Regions from separate parts of the Homo sapiens genome. Here region 1 is linked to region 2. Evidence: read pairs that join two places in POLR2A ChIA-PET (ENCODE). Cell type or tissue: OCI-LY7. All regions are shown on one strand. Each heading gives the region's core, and the rest is flanking DNA. Links, peaks and the distances in the headings are about the cores only. Region 1 overlaps ORC6 (origin recognition complex subunit 6). Region 2 has its middle 30 kb from the start of MYLK3.

Region 1 (9,455 bases), core at 5,456-9,455, 82 kb after region 2:
AAAATATTTCAATATGTAATCAACATAAAATTGAGATACTTTACCAGCTACTAGGGAGGCTGAGGCCAGAGAATCACTTGAACCCAGGGGGTGGAGGTTGCAGTGAGCCAAGATCACACCATTGAACTCCAGCCTGGGCAACAAGAGCAAAACTCCGTCTCAAAAAAAAAGAGATATTTTATATTCTTTTTCTCATACTAAGTCTCAAAAATCTGGTATATTTTACACTTAAAAACACATGTCAAGGCTAGGCATGGTGGCTCACATCTGTAATCCCAGCACTTTGGGAGGCCAAGGTGGGCAGATTGCTGGCCAACATGGTAAAACCCCATCTCTAAAAATATAAAAATTAGCTGGGCGTGGTGGCGCATACCTGTAATCCCAGCTACTTGGGAGGCTAAGGCACAAGAATCACTTAAACAGGAGGCAGGGGTTGCAGTGAGCTGAGATCACACCACTGCACTCCAGCCTGGGTGGCAGAGCAAAACTTTGTCCCCACCCCTGACAAAAAACAAACAAACAAACAAAACAAAAAAAAACCTGTCAATTCAGATGCTAGGTTTTCATCAGACGTACTTAATCTGTATTTAGATTTCTTAAAACTTACTGTGGAAAATGTATTTACATACTCAAGTTGTTTGAAACATAACTCACTGTTTTCCAATAACTGAAGTATCCACTTTTACATGTATTAAAATTAAATAAAATTAGAAATTCAGTTCTGCAGTTGCACTAGCCACATTTTAAGTGTTTAATAGCCACACGTGGTTAGTGGCATCTATATTGGACAGGGCAGATCTAGAGAGAATCCTGTATCTAACAATTTTAATTTTTTTCCCTTTATGCTGTTATTCCTTACCTAGAGAAACAATTTCCCTCCAAAGTTCCTTTGAGGGGTCTGTTTAGGCCAGGCCAACACAAGTGACCTATGTGGATTTTAGCATCCTTTTTTTGAAATTTGAGGTTTTATGAAGCTTGAGTTTTTCTGGATATTTTTAGTAATTTGCTGGTGTGTACTTAGCTCAAATACTTGATTGCAACTGTGTTGGGTCAACTATTTCTAATGGGACTTTTCCATTTGCATGTACAGTCACTGGAAACTGCTGGGCAGAGAAACTCTAAAAGGTAGTTGGGGCACACTTTTTCCACCTGTCAGATTGGTGAAGAATTGGTGAGGCTGTGGGGAAAATGGCATTCTCCCACTTTTGATGGATATGTATCCAAATAAAAGTCATTCCCATGCTTTCTTTCATCCAGAAATTTTATTTCTAGAAATTTATCCCTCCGTACTTGAACAATTGTATAGAGATTTATTCAAAATGATGTTTACTATAGCACTGTTGCTAATGGCCCAGTAAAAACAACCAACACATGCCTATTAGTTTGGTTTTAGTTAAATGAATTTTGCCACATCCATGTAGTGGAATACCTCACAGCTGTTATAGATAGATCTAGATATACTGAAAGCCATTTTTTCTTAAATTATAGAATGTATATATGGTATCATCCCATTTGTGAAGAGACATATGCTTATATGTGCATTAAAAAACCGTAGGATATGCAAGAAACTTAACAGTGGAGTGTGAAAAGTGGGTGATTGGGAGAGGGGGAATTCCACTTTTCATTTATCTTTCTGAACCTTTTGAATCTTTTTTTTTTTTTTTTTTACAATGAGCATGTATTCCTTTTTTTTTTTTTCTTTCCAAGATGGAGTCTCACTCTGTTGCCAGGCTGGAGTGCAGTGGCGCAATCTTGGCTTACTGCAACATCCACCTCCCGAGTTCAAGTGATTTCTCCTGCCTCAGCCTCCCAAGTAGCTGGGACTACAGGCATGCGCCACCACGCCCAGCTAATTTTTGTGTTTTTAGTAGAGATGGGCTTTCACCATGCTGGCCAGGATGGTCTCGATCTCTTGACCTCGTGATCTGCCCACCTCGGCCTCCCAAAGTGCTGGGATTACAGGTGTGAGCCACTGCGCCTGGCCCGCATGTATTACATTTATAATTAAAAATTCACAACTCAATGTCAAGTGTGAACCTTGTGTTGACCCTGATTTGAGCAAGCAATAAAAAGATATTTTTGAGACATTTAGATTATGAATTTCACATTTGATGATAGTTACTATTAATTTTGTGAGGTGTGATATTGGCAATGTGGTTAGATGACTTCAGAGAAAAAGGAAGGTATAGTTAAGCAAGTATGGCAACATCTAATAACTTGGGTCTAGGTGATGTGTATGGGTTTCATTATACTGTCCTCTTTACTGTTGTATGTATTTGAAAACATTCATGACAAAAAAACTTTTTAATCAGTTAAATAAACCATGAAGAACGGTTAAAGAAGTGAGCTTCCAAGAAGTGTTTATAATAACAGTACTGAAACACACGAATTCACTAACTAGTAAGCATCTGTATTAGTCAGGGTTCTCTAGATGGACAGAATAGGATATATATAGATATATGTAATATGTATATAGGTAATATGTATATATATGTAATATGTGTATATATATGTATATAAAGGGGAGTTTATTAAGTATTAACTTACATGATCACAAGGTCCCACAATAGGCTGTCTGCAAGCTGAAGAGCAAGGAGAGCGAGTCCGAGTTCCAAAACTGAAGAACCTGAAGTCCGACGTTCGAAGGCAGGAAGCATCCAGCACAGGACAAAGATGTAGGCTGGGAGGCTAGGCCAGTGTCTCCTTTTCACATTTTACTGCCTGCTTTATATTTGCTGGCAGCTGATTAGATTGTGTCCACCAGAATAAGGGTGGATATTTCCCAGCCCAGACTCATATGTTAATCTCTTTTGGCAGCACCCTCACAAACACACCCAGGATCAAACTTTGTATCCTTCAATCCAATCAAGTTGACACTCAGTATTAACCATCACGGCATTCATCACTGGGATTGTAATTGTGTTAGAAAACTGTAGAAAGGCTTCCTAGGAGGGCATTTGGACAAGACTGCTTTAAGGTAATTCCTCCACTCCCCAACTAATTTAAAAAATAACTAAGTACATATTATATTGCAAATAATAAAAATAATTACCATTACTTGCTTTCATGGCATAAAGAAAAAACAGACAATACTACTTATATTTATTCTCATATGCTATTTAAACAAGGCTCAGAAATTTTAGATTTATCAGAATCACATCTTAACAGGGTAATTTAAAAGTGAATGTGCCTGATTAACTCAAAATGGATTAAAGACCTAAATGTAAGAGCTTAAACCATTTAACTCTTAGAAGAAAACAAGGGAAAAGCTTCATGACATTGGATTTGGCAATGATTTCTTGGATATGATAGCAAGAGTACAGACCACAGAAGTAAACATAAATTGGACTATATCAAAATTAAAAGCTTCTGTGCATCAAAGGCCATAATCAACAGAGTGAAAAGGCAACCTAAGGAATGGGAGAAAATATTTACCTATCATATCTGATAAGGGTGAATATCTAGAATATATAAAGAGCTCCTACAACTCAACAACAAAAACCAAACAACCTGATTCAAAAAGGGGCATATTCGCTGTTTGTATATTTTCTTTAAAAAATGTCTATTCAAGTCCATGAAGAGATGCCCAACATCTTTCCCCTCATCATTAGGGAAAAGCAAATTAAAACCATAATGACATTAACACCTCACATCCATTAGGATGGCTACTATTAAAAAAAAAAAAACTAGAAAATAACTAGTGTTGGCAAAGATGTAGAGAAATTGGAATCCTTATGAACTGTGGGTGGAATGTAATATGGTATACCCTCTATGGCAGTTCCTCAAAAATTTAAAAGTAGAGGCTGGGTGTGGTGGCTCACGCCTGTAATCCCAACACTTTGGAAGGCTGAGGAGGGTGGATCACCTGAGGTGAGTTTGAGACCAGCCTGGCCAACATGGCAAAACCCTGTCTCTACTAAGTAAACTACAAAAATTAGCCAGGCGTGGTGGTGGGCACCTGTAATCCCATCTACTTGGGAGGCTGAGGCAGGAGAACTGCTTGAACCTGGGAGGCAGAGTTTGCAGTGGGCTGAGATCACGCCACTGCACTCCAGCCTGGGCGACAGAGTGAGACTCCATCTCAATCAGTCAATCAATAGAATTACCATATGATCTAGCAATCCCATTTCTGGGTGTATACCCAAAAGAATTGAAAGCAGGGTCCTCAAGAGGTATTTGTACACACATGTTCATAGCAGCATTACTCAACCCGTGTCACACTGATGGATGAACAAAATGTGGTATATACAACTGAATATTCAGCTTTAAAAAGTAACTTCTGACACGTTACAACATGGACAATCTTGAGAACATTATACTAAGTGAAAAAAGCCAGTCACAAATACTGTGATTCCACTTATATGAATCCTTAGTCAAATTCAGAGAGAGTGAGTACAATGGTGGTTGTCAGGGGATGTGGGGAGGAATGGGGAGTTGTTTAATGGTTAAGTCAGTTTTGCAAGATGAAAAAATTCTGGAGATTGGTTGCAAAACAAAGTGACTACATAATACTTAACCATAAACACTTTAAAAAGATTAAGATAGCGTATTTTGTTACATATATTTTACTACAATTTTAAAGTAGGTGAATGTGCTTAACTTTACAGGGTGATAAGTACATTGCTTTTGACTCAAAGCTAGAAATCTGTATCTTGGCACCAAATAACAAATTACATAGCTTCTATTTTTTTGAGATAGTCTCGTCTGTCGCCCAGGCTGGAGTGCTGTGGCATGATCTCGGCTCACGGCAACCTCCACCTTCTGGGTTCCAGCAATTCTCGTGCCTCAGCCTCCTGCGTAGCTAGGACTACAGGCGCCTGCCATCATGCCTGGCTAATTTTTTGTATTTTTAGTAGAGACAGGGTTTTGCCATATTGCCCAGGCTGGTCTCGAACTCCTGAGCTCAGGCAATCTGCCTGCCTCAGCCTCCCAAAGTGCTAGGACTACAGGCCTGAGCCATTGTGCTGGGTCTCAAATTACATACCTTCTTAATAAATGAGGAAGATTTATCAATTTTGGATCAAAGCCATAACAAGAGCTATTTAATGAATGCCTTCTAAATGCCGTGCACTTCACAAATACAATAGTACCTTTAAACCTCACAAGGCAGGTATTTCTATTTTAGCTACTGTTATTATTATTTTTTTAAGAGATGGGGTCTCCCTGTATTGCCCAGGCTGGAGTACAATGGCTATTCACAGGTGTGATCATAGCATACTACAGACTTAAACTCTTTGGCTCAAGTGATCCTCCTGCCTTGGCTCCTGAATAGCTGTGACTGTAGGTGCACACCACTGTGCCCATCTTTTCTATTTTATAAATAGGAAAACTTAGGCTCAGTAAGATTTTGGGCTTTTGTTAGGGGAGAAGTGGCAGAGCCAGAATTTAAACCCAAGTGTGTGTGGCTCCAAAGCTCATGTTCATTCCCCAATACCACAGGCCTTGCCAGACATGCTTATGTTGGGACCATTTGATTGTGGTATTTCTTTAGCCTTAGTCTGCTAAAGTTCTAAAACTAAAAAGGTAGGGGGAAAAAAGAGACATCACCTTTAGTCATTCTAGATCTATGTAGCAGGTATTATTCATTACCTGTAGCAGATAAAAGGCAACCATTATTATTACTGATGTCATTCTAAGTAGATTTTAAACATTTGGATGCAATCCTTTTATCATGGAAATATTTAATTATATCATATATTCTTAATTTTAGTTAAAATCATGTCTGGCATGATGCCTTTAGCAACTTCTTACCATCCAAGAAAAGGTCCTTTTCCATAGTCTTAAAATAAGTAGTATTTACTAAGTTTACACTTTTCAATATGTAGATACTAAAAAAAAAGCTTGATTTTATAAAAAGGTGGTAATGTTTAATTCATTATGAGACCTCCATATGTGAGATTCTTTCTCTCTTCTAATATTTTCTAAATACTTACTCATAGCAGGTACTGTCCTAAATGCTTTATATGTATTGGCTCAGAAACTCCTCCATATTATCTACGAGGTGGTACCATTTCTACTCCTACTTTATAGATGAGGCATAAAAAAGTTAATTAATTTGCTAAAGGTTTCACAGGTGATAAGTGGCTGAGCAGGGTTTTAAAGTCTGATTTGAGTTTGTGGTCTGGTGGGCAGTGTGGCTCAGTGGACAGGAACCTGGGCTTTTTCCTGTAGAGAAGACATAGCTTTTAGCATAAGGATTCCCCCAAACTGATGACAAGTACAACTTGAATGCATATATAAATAACATTTATTAACTTAGGCTGTACAATATATTGATTTAGTCAAATAAAAAATACCGTACACAAAAATTGAAGTAAAATCTGTAAGATGCCATTCAGACTGAATTTTATATTCTGAATAAGACAAGGGACTGCCATTCACTTAAAGCAAAATGGCTCCAATTCCGTTTATCTATCTATCTATCTATCTATCTATCTATCCATCTATCTATCTATCTATCTATAAGTCTCGCTCTGTCACCCAGGCTGGAGTATCTATCTATTTATTTATGAGATAAGTCTCGCTCTGTCACCCAGGCTGGAGTGCGGTGGTGCAATCTCGGCTCACTGCAACCTCTGCCTCCCACGTTCAAGTGATGCTCCTGTCTCAGCCTACTGAGGAGCTGGGATTACAGGCATGCACCATCACACCTGGCTAATTTTTGTATTTTTAGTAGAGATGGGGTTTCACCATGTTGGCCAGGCTGGTCTCGAGCTCCTGACCTCAGGTGATCCACCCACCTTGGCCTCCCAAAGTGCTGGGATTACAGGCGTGAGCCACTGCGCCCGGCCTCCAATTCCATTTTGTAGGAAAGCACATAAGGCTATACCAATCAGGCACTGTGGCTGGTCTAATGCTCACACCAGGGGCCAGCCCACTGCCCAGACTTAGCCTCCAGGTAGGCTGCTTTGCTATTTAAAGGCAACAGTCTTAGGATCCTTATTATAAAAGTTTAAACAAAATCCCAAAGCCGTCAAGTCTTCCTGGAGATGGCAATGTACTATCAGTTTGGAATGTATACCAGTTTGGAAGCTGAAATCACTCTGCTGTAGCCTTTTGAGCACTGGCAGCATTTTCCAAAATTTTTCTTTTCCATTCTTCATAATCCTGTGTCAGATCTTCATCTTTCTGTGGTTTATGTGGCATCTCCTCTACCTTCTCCATTTCTGACAGAAAATTATCAAAAGCAATTTCAAAATTCTTAGCTTAGAAATGAAATTTAAAAAAAGGTAAACTTGTTTAAATTGTCTAAAATAGAAAAGATACTGAAATGACATGGAGAAACAGCAGTTATCACTTTTTTTTGAGATGGGGTCTTGTAATGTTGCTCAGGCTGCACTCAAATTCCTAGGTTCAAATGATCCTCCCACCTCCACCTCTTGAGTAGCTGGGACCGTGGCTGGGACTATAGGCTCACACTATCACACCTAGCTTAGCTATCACTTTTTTCCCTCCCTTACACTCCAAGCATTCCAAGACATCTAATAATAGCTAACGTCTATCAAGCACTTAACTGGTGCTTGATAGGCACTGAACCAAGTACTTTAAATAGCATTATTTCATTTAACCCCTACTACACTCCGTAATAGGTGATAATATTAATCACATTTTATAGGTCAGGAAATTGAGGCTCACAGAAATTATACTTTCTTAGAATCCCATAGCCAGTGGTTGGGCATAGTGGCTCATGCCTGTAATCCCAGCACTTTGGGAGGTGAAGGGGGCGGGTCACTTGAGCCCAGGAGTTCAAGACCAGCCTGGGTAACATAGTGAGGTCCCATCTCTATCAAAAATACAAAAATTAGCCAGGTGTGGTAGCACATGCCTGTAGTCCCAGCTACTCGGGAGGCTGAGGTGGGAGGATGGTTTGAGCTCAGGAGGCGGAGGCTGCAGTGAGCCGAGACCGTGCCACTGCACTCTAGCATGGGTGAGAGAACCAGGCCATGTCTCAGAAAAAGAGAAACCAAAAAACCAAAATCAAACAAACAAACAAAAAAACCAAAAAATCACATAGCCAGTAGGTGGTATTAAAACAATAATGCAGCCATTTGCCTGAGATTGTCTTTGTAGCTAAAGCTCTTATAAGCAAACTGGAACCTAACTTGGAAACATTTCTTTTGTCGGGGGAAAAGAACCTCCGAAAGACAAAAATAATCCCCAGCCAATCACAAACAGCCAACCAGCTGACTTGTTATACAACTAGGGACTTCCCATCAGACCATGCCCAGGTTTAAGACAAATACCTAGCTGTAGCTGCCCAGGCTGGTCTCGCACTCATGGGCTCAAGCAATCCTCCCGCCTCAGCCTCCCAAAGTGCTGGGATTACAGGAATAAGCCACTGTGCCAGACCAGCCATATTCTTAATTACCCAATAACGATGTTACTTCCATTACTGATTGCTTGGAAAACTGGTCTTATCAAATGATTCACAGTCAGAATGTACTTAAAACTGGACTCCTGTCAGGCAAGCTGCTAGAGCAGCACTGGGCTGTTCACTGCATAAAATGTCAACGTCAGTACCGTGTTAGTAAAACTTACCCTTTGCTGGGGCTTCAACCACTATCTTCTTTCTCTTCCGTGGTGGAGTAGCTACATCTCCAGGTTCTCCTTTAAGAAGTGTTATCAAGGTTAATTTTTCTCCTGTTCTCAATTTCAGTATTTGGGCATGTTTTGGATCACAAATAAAATTAGACATCTTAACTGATCAAATATGAGGAGAAGAGAAATGATCTTAGACCTCTCTTTTGGGCCTCTTGTCAGACTTGAGAATCATTTTCCAGGCATAGATTCATGGAATCATAGGTTAGAAACATCAATAAAAACATACCTGGTCCACATGTAATACGGAATTTAGGAAGCAGCCAGTTTACATATTTGAAAATATTTGACTTTTACAAGCAAAAGGACTACATTTTCAAATGACGCATTCTTGAACTACAGAATACTTACTGTCGACCTGCTGTCCAATCTTCTCTAGTTGTTTACACAGTCGATCAAATATAGCTTTTTTTACACCGGATGTGGCTACCATTTTGTTTTTATCCACTTTCAGCTTTAGAATCCTACAAAACAATTTCATAAGTTGCTTTTCTCAAGACCTGTACAGTTTTCTTCTCTGGGCAACCAGATAATCAACTTATTTTCTTTTTGACCATGCTTCCAGAGCCTCTGTCTAGTTTTTTTCCTTCATTCCAAACATGTTATTATCTATGCTAAGTTGTTTAGTTGTTTATTGGACTGAGAGTTAAAATGCACATGGGATCTATTTTATAACAAAAGGGGCACATAAAAGACATTTGCTGTAGTGCTTCATGACTTTTAGAACTCTTTAGTAAATCTCAGATTAATTTAATGAATGACAATCATAGGACTTTTTTGTTCCACTCATTTTAACTCACAGGATATTTATATTACAGGAATGTAACAACCCCACCCCACCCTGAAAATAAACTTTC
Region 2 (9,922 bases), core at 2,259-6,258:
ATTGTCAGTCAGGGTTCAACCAAGGAAAGAGGACCAGTAGGAGATAACCATTAAGAAATTTATTGCGGCTGGGCACGGTGACTCACGCTTGTAATCCCAGCACTTTGGGAGGCCTAGGTGGGTGGATCATGAGGTCAGGAGTTTGAGACCAGCCTGGCCAACACAGTGAAACTCCGTCTCTACTAAAAATACAAAAAAATTAGCTGGGCGTGGTGGTGGGCGCCTGTAATGCTAGTTACCCAGGAGGCTGAGGCAGGAGAATTGCTTGAACCCAGGAGGCAGAGGTTGCAGTGAGCTGAGATCATGCCATTGCATTCCAGCCTGAGCGACACAGCGAGACTCTGTCTCAAAAAAAAAAAAAAAAGTCTTTCTGAACAAAATATTGAACCTCATTCGATCTAAGACACCGTCAGCTGTCAAATACACTTTTGTGTCATGTAACACATATAAGGAAGCCAATTAACCTTTAACATTTTAATTTTGTACTTAAAAATTATTTTAGGCTGGGCATGGTGGCTCATGCCTGTAATCCCAGCACCTTGGGAGGCCAAGGTAGGAGGATTGCTTGTGACAAGAAGTTTGAAACCAGCCTGGGCCACATAGGGAGACAGCCTCTCTACAAAAAAAAAAAAAAAAAAATTAACCAGGCAAGATGCACACCTATAGACCCAGCTACTTAAGAAACTGAGGCAGGAGGATTCAGCCCACAAGTTTGACATTGCAGTGAGCTGTGATCACACCACTGCACTCCAGCCTGGGTGACAGAGAAAGACTCTGTCTCTAAAAAAAAAAAAAAAAAAAAAAAAAATTTATTTTAGACTTATTTAGACATAGAATTAATGATGATGAACAGCTGTGGCCAAGTTCACTCATGTGCAGACAATGATAACCATACCACAACTGCTACCTGGCTGATGGTGTCAGATACCATTGATTGTATGATGCACGTGAATTTCAGAGATGTTAAAAAGTGGGGGAAGAAAGTGCATCTTGGCCAGACATGGTGGTTCACGCCTGTAATCCCAGCCCTTTAGGAGCCTGAGGTGGGTGGATCTCCTGAGCTCAGGAGTTCAAGACCAGCCTGGGCAACATGGTGAAACCCTGTCTTTACCTAAGATAAAAAATAAAAAAAGGGTCAGCCGTGGTGGCTCACGCCTGTAATCCTAGCACTTTGGGAGGCCAAGGCAGGCGGATCACGAGGTCAGGAGATTGAGACCATCCTGGCTAACACGGTGAAACCCCGTCTCTACTAAAAATACAAAAAATTAGCCAGGGGTCGTGGCGGGCGCCTGTAGTCCCAGCTACTTGGGAGGCTGAGGCAGGAGAATGGCGTGAACCCGAGAGATGGAGCTTGCAGTGAGCCGAGATCACACCACTGCACTCCAGCCTAGGTGACAGAACGAGACTCCATCTCCAAAACAACAACAACAACAACAACAACATTTTAAAAAGCGCATCTTAAAGTCAATGAAATATGTTTTGCTTCAGCCAATCCCTAGAATATAGAGACTTTATTTTTCTTGATTCAATTACATGTCTTTGATACATGAATTTATGTAAAATAATTTTTGTGTCCCAAGACTTCAGATTTTAAAATGTTTCTAGCTTTAAGAGAAAATATTTTGGCTGAGGCAATGATTTGTTGTTGATTCTTATTTCAGGCAATAGCAGAGGCTCTGTGACTGAGTTGTCAAACATACATATTAAGAATTTGGTTTTTTTCATTTTATCAGACAGAAAAGATGATTAAAAGTTTATGACCCTCCTAGAGAGATGTATGCTGTTTGATTCTTAGCTACAATTTCATAACACTTTAAATTTCTTCTTAGTGTGGCATAAAGAACAATATTTTGGAGTCAAACAGACCGACTTGGATTTATATTCTGGCTTTGCCACTTACTAATGATGTGACTCGGTATGTCACTTCACCTTCCTAGATCTCAGTTTGCTCCTCTGTAAACTCCTCATAGATTAGACAATGTATATAAAGCATAAACTGTTTACCAGAGCAGTTGTTTAGTAAACTGCTGTATCGATGAAAATGATGGTCTATTGGAGTGCTAGGAATACACGATTGGTAGAGCTGGATGGCACGCCAGGCAGTGGGGTTGCTGGAACCTTACCTGGAGTCAGTCTGGAGAGGAAGGATAGTTTTTTAATAGGTCATTCCTCAGGAAATGAAGTGACTTTACTATTAGTCAAAAAGAATTAGTGTTACAAATTGCCGCTAGAGAGAAGGAATAAATTCTAGTGTTCCATAGCACCGTAGGATGACTATAGTTAATAATACATAGTTTCTTTCTTTTTTTTTTTTTTTTTTGAGACAGGGTCTTACTGTATTGGCCAGGCTGGAGTGCAGTGGAGTGATCCTGGCTCACTGCAGCCTAAAACTCTTGGGCTCAGGCAATCCTCCCACCTTAGCCTCCCGAGTAGCTGGGACTACAGGTGGGTGCCACCATGACTGGCTAAATTTTTTAAAAGTAGTTTGTAGAGACAGAGTCTCATAATATTGCCCAGGCTAATATATAGTTTCAAATAGTTAGAAAGAGGATATTGAATGTCCCCAACACGAAGAAACGATAACTGGTTGAAATGATGGATATGCCAGTTACCCTGATTTGATCACTCTACACTGTATTATCAGAATATCACTATGTATCTCTTAAATATGTACAATTATGTCAAATTTTTAAAAAGTGGCCCTGACTCAGATAGATAGATAGATGATAGATAGAATTAGTGCTAATAAACACCATATTGGCCTTTTTTGGGGTTTTGTTTTTGTGTTTTTTTTTTTGAGACGGACACTCACTCTGTTGCCCAGGCTGGAGTGCAGTAACACAATCTCAGCTCACTGCAACCTTTGCCTCCTGGGTTCAAGTGATTCTTCTGCCTCAGCCTCCAGAGTAGCTGGGACTATAGGTGTGCACCTCCGCACCCGGTTAATTTTTGTATTTTTAGTAGAGACAGGTTTTCACCATGTTGGTCAGGGTAGTCTCAAACCCCTTGACCTCAGATGATCCACCCATCTTGGCCTCCCAAAGTGCTGGGATTACAGGCTTGAGCCACTGCGGCTGGCCAATATTGTTGAATGATAACATTATATTAGTCTGGGAGCAGAAGGAAAGGTTGGGACTGCAAAAAGAATGGTTTTTGATCATTTGAGAGGGATTTTGAAATAGGAATTGATTCCTAAAGCTTACGAATGGAAGAGGTCATTTACTCTTCATTCATGAAGTACGTATTGAGCACCTGCTAAATGTCAGGTGTTCTGCTAGGCCCTGGGAACTCGGTGGTGAGGATGCAGACAAGGTCCCTGTCCTTGCGGAGCTTACTTTAGGGTGGGGGTAAGGATACGCAATAAAAAAGGAAACCACTTTAAAGACAAGTTAATGATATAATGATTCTTAGGGTTTTCTGGTAAGGGAAGGTCTCTCTGGGAAGATGACATTTAACTGAGGCCTGATGACAGAGTGATGTTTCTTGTGCTTGAGGTTCATTGAGCTTCTTCTTTTTATCTGTGGATTTATAGTTGGCTCTCTCTCTCTCTGTCTCTCTGTCTCTCTCTCCTTTCTTTCTTCTTTCATTTTATTTTCTTTGTTTTTATAGGGTCTGGCTCTGTTGTCCAGACTGGAGTGCAGTGGTGCGATCTTGGCTCACTGCATGCTGCTTCCTGGGCTCAAGCGATTCTCCTGCTTCAGGCTCCCAAGTAGCTGGGACTACAAGTTCATGCCACCAGGCCTAGCTAATTTTTTAAATTTTTTGTAGAGATGAGGTTTCACTATGTTGCTCAGGCTTGTCTTAAACTCCTGGGCTCAAGTGATCCTCCAGCCTCAGCCTCCCAGAGTGCTAGGATTACAGATGTGAGCCAACGCACCTGGCTGGGTTTATAGTTTTCATCAAATTTGGAAATGACGTGGCCATTATTTTCTCCCCTCTCCTTTGGACATTCCAATTACACATATATTAGGCCACTTAAAGTCCTACAGCTTACTGCTCTTTTTTTTCCTCTTTTTTTTTGGATAGTTCTATTGTTATGACTGTGTCTTAATCTTCACTAATCTTTGTCCTTTGTAGTGTTTAACCTGCCTTTAGTCCCATCCAGTGTATTTTTCATCTAAAATGTTTTAGGTTTCATCTCTAGAATTTCAACTTCGGACTTCAACAAATGTTTTCCAGGCAGGCCCAGTGGGCGGCTCACACCTGTAATCTAGCACTTTGGGAGGCAGAGGTAGGCAGATCACCTGAGGGCAGGAGTTTGAGAACAGCCTGGTCAACATCTACTAAAGCATGGCCGGGATCTTTGGGATGTCAGTTTTCTTCCCAGAAACCTCTGCAGGCCATGGCACCTTTGCCTGAGTTCTTGTCCTGTCTGTGTCCAGGAAGAGCAGACAAGTGAAGGGTGACCAATTGTCTGAGTTCTTGTCCAGCGTTCAGCAAAGTGAAGGGTGAACATGAAGATGAGCTTTATCAAGTATTACAACAACTCAGCAAATGAAAATGAGCTTTATTAAGTGTTACAGTAGCTCAGAGGAGACCTGCAGGGGGTAGCTCCTCTCTATAGGCAGGTCATCCACCAAGTGTTCAGTTCTCAGCAGAGAGGAGGCCCTGGAGAGGGTAGCTCCTCTGTGCAACTGGTTGTCCCAGATATCTGCAGTTCTCAGTGGAGAGGAGGCCCTGGAAAGGGTGCCTCTTCTGTGCGGTCAGGTAGTCACTAAAGCTCTCAGCAGAGAGGGTAGCTCCTCTCTGCAGGTGGTTGTCCCATCCTCTCCAGCTCTCAGCAGACAGGGTACTCCTCTCTGCAGCTGATCATCCTGTTGTCTCTCTGCCCCCTTCATCCTCTGGCTGTCTGCTGCCCTGCTCTGGCTGAGCCCAGGGCCTTTATGGACCTCAGAGGGGAGGAAGTGTGTGCCCATTGGTCCATGGGTGTCATGGGCCGCCATAGGCCAGCAGGAAAAGGCAGCAAAAGTCCCCACTCCAGTCCATTGGACTGGCAGCCCAGTCCCCAGCCTTCTGGCCCTCCCTGGTTGAAGATGGGGACTTCCTGGGGACCTGCCTCTTCTGCCCAGGACTCTGTCTGTCTCCTGCTGCCATTCATGGCCCTGGGGCTGGGCCCCAACCCCACTCTGAGATGAGAGCAGGCGCCAGGAGCCAAGAGAGGCCAGGCAGTGGGAGCGGAAACCTCTGAGCCTGCAGAGATGGGCGGAGGGTCCTTCCTGGGGCCTTGGAGGGTGCAGGCTGCAGAGATGTCCGGTCCTGCACCTGGGAGGGCAGCCACAGCTGCACCCTGGAGCTCCCATCCCGCCAACTCGGAAGGCTCACGCTTGTCCCCCAGCTCCTGCCTCCTCTGTAGAGTGGGAGGCCCAGGTCTGCAGCCACAGGTCCGCTGCACCTGGGAGGGTAGATCTTGCCTGTTCCTGCGCTCCCCCCACACCCCGCCCCCACAAGAGCACAGGTAGGCTCGGATCCACAGCTGTAGTTTGGGAGGGCAGGGCTCCTGGCCTGCTCCGTAGGTCAGGACGTCTGGGTCTGCAGCTGGGGTTTGGCTGGCTGCAGTTGCACCCGGGGAGCTCCTGGCTCCAACTTAGCAGGGGCGGGGCTCCCTCAGGCTCCATGGAGTGTGTAGCCCCTGCTGCAGCCTGCGTGATTACAGCAGCCACTACCTTTAGCGGTGCAGGCCTGTAGTCCCAGCCACTTGGGAGACTGAGGCAGGAAAATTGCTTGAACCTGGGAGGTGGAGGTTGCAGTGAGCCGAGATTGCACCACCACACTCCAGACTGGGCGACAGAATGAGACTGTATCTCAAAAAAATAAAAATAAATAAAAAATTTAAAAGTAAAAATGTGTTCCATGTCTCTGCTTAACATCTACTTTTTCTCTAGTTATCTGGATGCTGGGGCCATCAGAGGGTTCACCTCATTTTCTCGTCACTTCTCATGCCTCACTGTCCGCATCACCCATGTCCAGTGTCTTGAGCAGTGATCTTTCCTATATCCTGTCCAGATCCTTGGTTGTTACCTTAGGAGGGTAAATCTAGTCCTGCTTTATCTTGGCTGAATGTAGGAGTACCCCACCTTTATTATTTAGCTCATATTTATATTTACTGTAAGGTTTTAAAATGTGCAAGTAGGCTACATATTGATTTTAATGAGTTGCTGTTAATAAAAAAACTCTTGAGATTCTAACTAATTTTCCTGCTGCATGGTAAAGCCCATGCCTTCACTTTGATCTCCGTACTAATCTTCATTCACTGTGTATTTATTAACAACATAGCTCTCAAAAAGCTCTGGCTTTGCTTTGCCTTTCCTTTCCTTTCCTTCCTTTTCCCTTTCCTTCTTCTCTTTCTTTTTTTTTTTTTTTTTTTTTTTTTGACAGTCTTGCTTCATCACCCAGGCTGGAGTGCAGTGGCCCGATCTCGGCTCACTGCAATCTCCACCTCCCGGATTCAAGTGGTTCTCGTGCCTCAGTCTCCTGAGTAGCTGGGATTACAGGTGTGCGCAAACATACCCGGCTAATTTTTGTATTTTTAGTAGAGATGGGGTTTCACCATGTTGGCCAGGCTGGTCTCAAACTCCTGGCCTCAAGTGATCCACCCACCTCAGCCTCCCAAAGTGTTGGGATTACAGGCGTGAGCCACTGCACCTGGCCTCTTTCTTGTCAATTAAAAAAGGCACTTCTGGCCAGGCACGGTGGCTCATGCCGCCTGTAATCCCAGCACTTTGGGAGGCCGAGGTGGGCGGATCACTTGAGGTCAGGAGCTGGAGACTTGGCCAACACAGGGAAACCCTGTCTCTACTAAAAACACAAAAAATTAGCTGGGTGTGGTGGTGGGCGCCTGTAATCCCAGCTACTCAGGAGGCTGAGGCATGAGAATCGCTTGAACCCAGGAGGTGGAAGTTGCTGTGAGCCGAGATCAGGCCACTGCATTCCAGCCTGGGTGACAGAATGAGACTCTGTCTCCAAAAAAAAAAAAAAAGTCACTTCTGACCTTACCAGTAAGAGAAATCTACTTCAGATCCTTTTATTATTTATTATCTATTATGGTATCACATTCCTAGGCTGAGCTGTTTCCCAGATGTACTTATCAAACATTTTTATGCATTATATATGGCCCAAGAACTTTAGAATGTGGGTTGAGGTGGAGTTACATTTTTTTTAGTTGTGGTAAAATCTATATAACAACATTTACCATTTTTTCTTTTCTTTTTTTTTTTTTTTTTTTCCAAGACAGGGATTACAGGCGTGAGCCACAGCACCTGGCCTCTTTCTTTTTTGTCAATTAAAAAAGTCACTTCTGGCCAGGCACGGTGGCTCATGCCGCCTGTAATCCCAGCACTTTGGGAGGCCAAGGTGGGCGGATCACTTGAGGTCAGGAGCTGGAGACTTGGCCAACATGGGGAAACGCTGTCTCTACTAAAAATACAAAAAATTAGCTGGGCTTGGTGGTGGGCACATTACAGGAGCTGATTTTGCTCCGTCACCCAGGCTGGAGTGCAGTGGCACGATCACAGCTCACTGCAGCCTCAACTTCCTGGGCTCAGGCAATTCTCCTTCCTCAACCTCCCAAGTAGCTGGGACAACAGGCACTTGCCACCCCACCTGGCTAATTTTTGTGTTTTTTGTACAGACAGGGCTTTTCTGTATTGTCCAGGCTGGTCTCGAACTCCTGGGCTCAAGCCATCTGCCCGCCTCGGCCTCCCAAAGTGCTGCGATTAAAAGCATGAAGCACCGTATCTGGCTTTAATCATTTTTAACTGTCCATTTCAGTGACATTAAGGGCATTCACAATGCTGTGTATCAGTGACTACTATCTAATTCTAGAACTTTTTCATCATCCCGTACTAAAACTCTGTACCCCTTACACAGTAACTCCTCATTCCCTCCTTCCCCAGCCCCTGGCAACCTCTATTCTACTGTTCGTCTCTATGAATTTGCCTATTCTAGGTACCTCATATAAGTGGGATCATAACAACATTTGCCTTTCAGTATCTGGCTTATTTCACTTAGCATAATGGTTTCAAGCTTCATCCATGTTGTATCAGGTATCAGAATTTCATTCCTTCTGAATGAGTAATAATAAGGCTGAATAATTTTCCGTCGTGTATATATTCCACATTTTGCTTACCCATTCATCTGTTGAACATTTGGGTTGTTTCCACCTCTGAGCTACTGTGAATAATACTGCTGTGACCATAGGTGTACCAGTATTTGTTTGAGTTCCAGTTTTCCATTCTTTCGGTTATGTACCTAGGAGTGGAACTGCTGGATCATGTGGTAATCCTATGTTTCACTTTTTGAGAAATCACCAAACTGTTTTCCATAGTGGTTGCATCATTTTTGCATTCCCATCAGCGATGCACAGTGTCCCAGTTTCTCCACCTCCTCACCAATACTTGTTATTTTCTATTTTTGTAAGTAATAGCCATTCTAATGGGTGTAAAGTGGTATTTCATTGTGGTTTTAACTTACATTTCCCTAATGACTAGTGATACTGAGAAGCTTGTCATGTGCTTATTGGCTATTTCTGTGTCCTTTTTATAGAAATGTCTATTTAAATCACTTGACCATTTTTGAGAACAACCGTTGAATGGGGTTGTTTCAGTGGGGATTGTGGTTTTTTTGTTTTTTGTTTTTTTTTGAGACAGGGTCTTGCTCTGTCACTCAGGCTGGAGTGCAATGGTACGATCTTGGCTCACTGCAACCTCCGCCTGCCAGATTCCAGTGATTCTTCTGCCTCAGCCTCTCAATTAGCTGGGACTACAGGTGCACACCACCATGCCCATTTAGTTTTTTGTATTTTCATTAGAGATGGGGTTTCACCATGTTGGCCAGTCTGGTCTCAAACTCCTGACCTCAAGTGATCCACCTGCCTTGAACGCTCAAAGTGCTGGGATTACAGGCGTGAGCCACCGCACTTGGCCTGGGAGGGGTTATGTCTTAATGCCCAAATCTATCTGCTCTCCAAGTGATCTTTGGAGTTTTGGTATTCTTTCTGATGTTTCATATCTAACATATCTAGAAAGTACTCCATAGAAAATTGCTTCATGTTTCCATGATAATTGCCCATATGTGACAGATTTTTCTTTGCAATAGATGAAGCAGATGGTGATTTCAAGTTGCTTCCCATGTATCCGAGCTGTTTCCAGAGTCTGCCCTTTCTGTTTCTATGCAGCTATAGAGTGGCTGACCAGGAGGCGGGAGTGGAGGCCCACACCTGTAATCCCAGAACTTTGGGAGGCCGAGACGAGTGGATCACTTGAAGTCAGGAATTCAACTGACCAGCCTGGCCAACATGGTAAAACCCTGTCTTTACTAGAAATACAAAAATTAGCCAGGTGGTAGTGGCACACGCCTGTAATCCCAGATATGTGGGAGGCTGAGGCAGGAGAATTTCTTGAACCCAGGAGGCAGAGATTGCAGTGAGCCAAGAGTGCACCCTCCAGCTTGAGCGACAGAGCAAGACTGTCTCCATAAAAAAAAAAAAAAAAAAAAAAAAAAAAAAAAAAGGGCTGGGCGCGGTGGCTCACGCCTGTAATCCCAGCATTTTGGGAGGCCGAGGTGGGCAGATCATGAGGTCAGGAGATCAAGACCATCCTGGCCAAGACCATCCTGGCTAACACGGTGAAACTCCATCTCTACTAAAAATACAAAAACAAAATTAGCCAGGCGTGGTAGTGGGCACCTGTAGTCCCAGCTACTCGTGAGGCTGAGGTGGGAGATTGTGTGAACCCGGGAGGCGGAGCTTGCAGTGAGCAGAGATCATGCCACTGCACTCCAGCCTGGGAGACAGAGCGAGGCTCCATCTCAAAAAAAAAACAAACCAGTGGCTGATCAGGGATGTGATCTGGGAATGAGACTCCCAAGGCTCCCGTGATAGACCTGTTAAGCTTCACTTTTCTTTTGCTTGGAAAATTTTATCTCT

Evidence for each region. Peaks named below come from ENCODE experiments on the same cell type or tissue, not always from the same donor. Only the 100,000 strongest peaks of a DNase experiment are listed, where the experiment ranks them.
Region 1: POLR2A ChIA-PET joins it to region 2 with 13 read pairs; 12 of 35 experiments call an interaction of 5 or more read pairs at or near these places.

The regions. Positions count from the first base shown.
Region 1 is chr16:46,695,169-46,704,623 of GRCh38, reverse strand. ORC6 (origin recognition complex subunit 6) reads right to left here. Exons shown (of 7, transcript NM_014321.4): 5 at 8,950-9,062; 6 at 8,539-8,607; 7 at 6,230-7,166. The coding sequence ends at 7,039. MYLK3 (myosin light chain kinase 3) reads left to right here. Exons shown (of 13, transcript NM_182493.3): 13 at 1-2,342. Among named protein-coding and RNA genes, the nearest start is that of ORC6, 10 kb to the right of the region's middle. In OCI-LY7, for the core only: no CTCF peak of the experiment used is centred there; no DNase peak of the experiment used is centred there.
Region 2 is chr16:46,773,519-46,783,440 of GRCh38, reverse strand. No RefSeq gene overlaps it. Among named protein-coding and RNA genes, the nearest start is that of MYLK3, 30 kb to the right of the region's middle. RefSeq lists enhancers at 4,787-5,302, 5,303-5,818. In OCI-LY7, for the core only: no CTCF peak of the experiment used is centred there; a DNase peak (open chromatin) is centred at 4,620.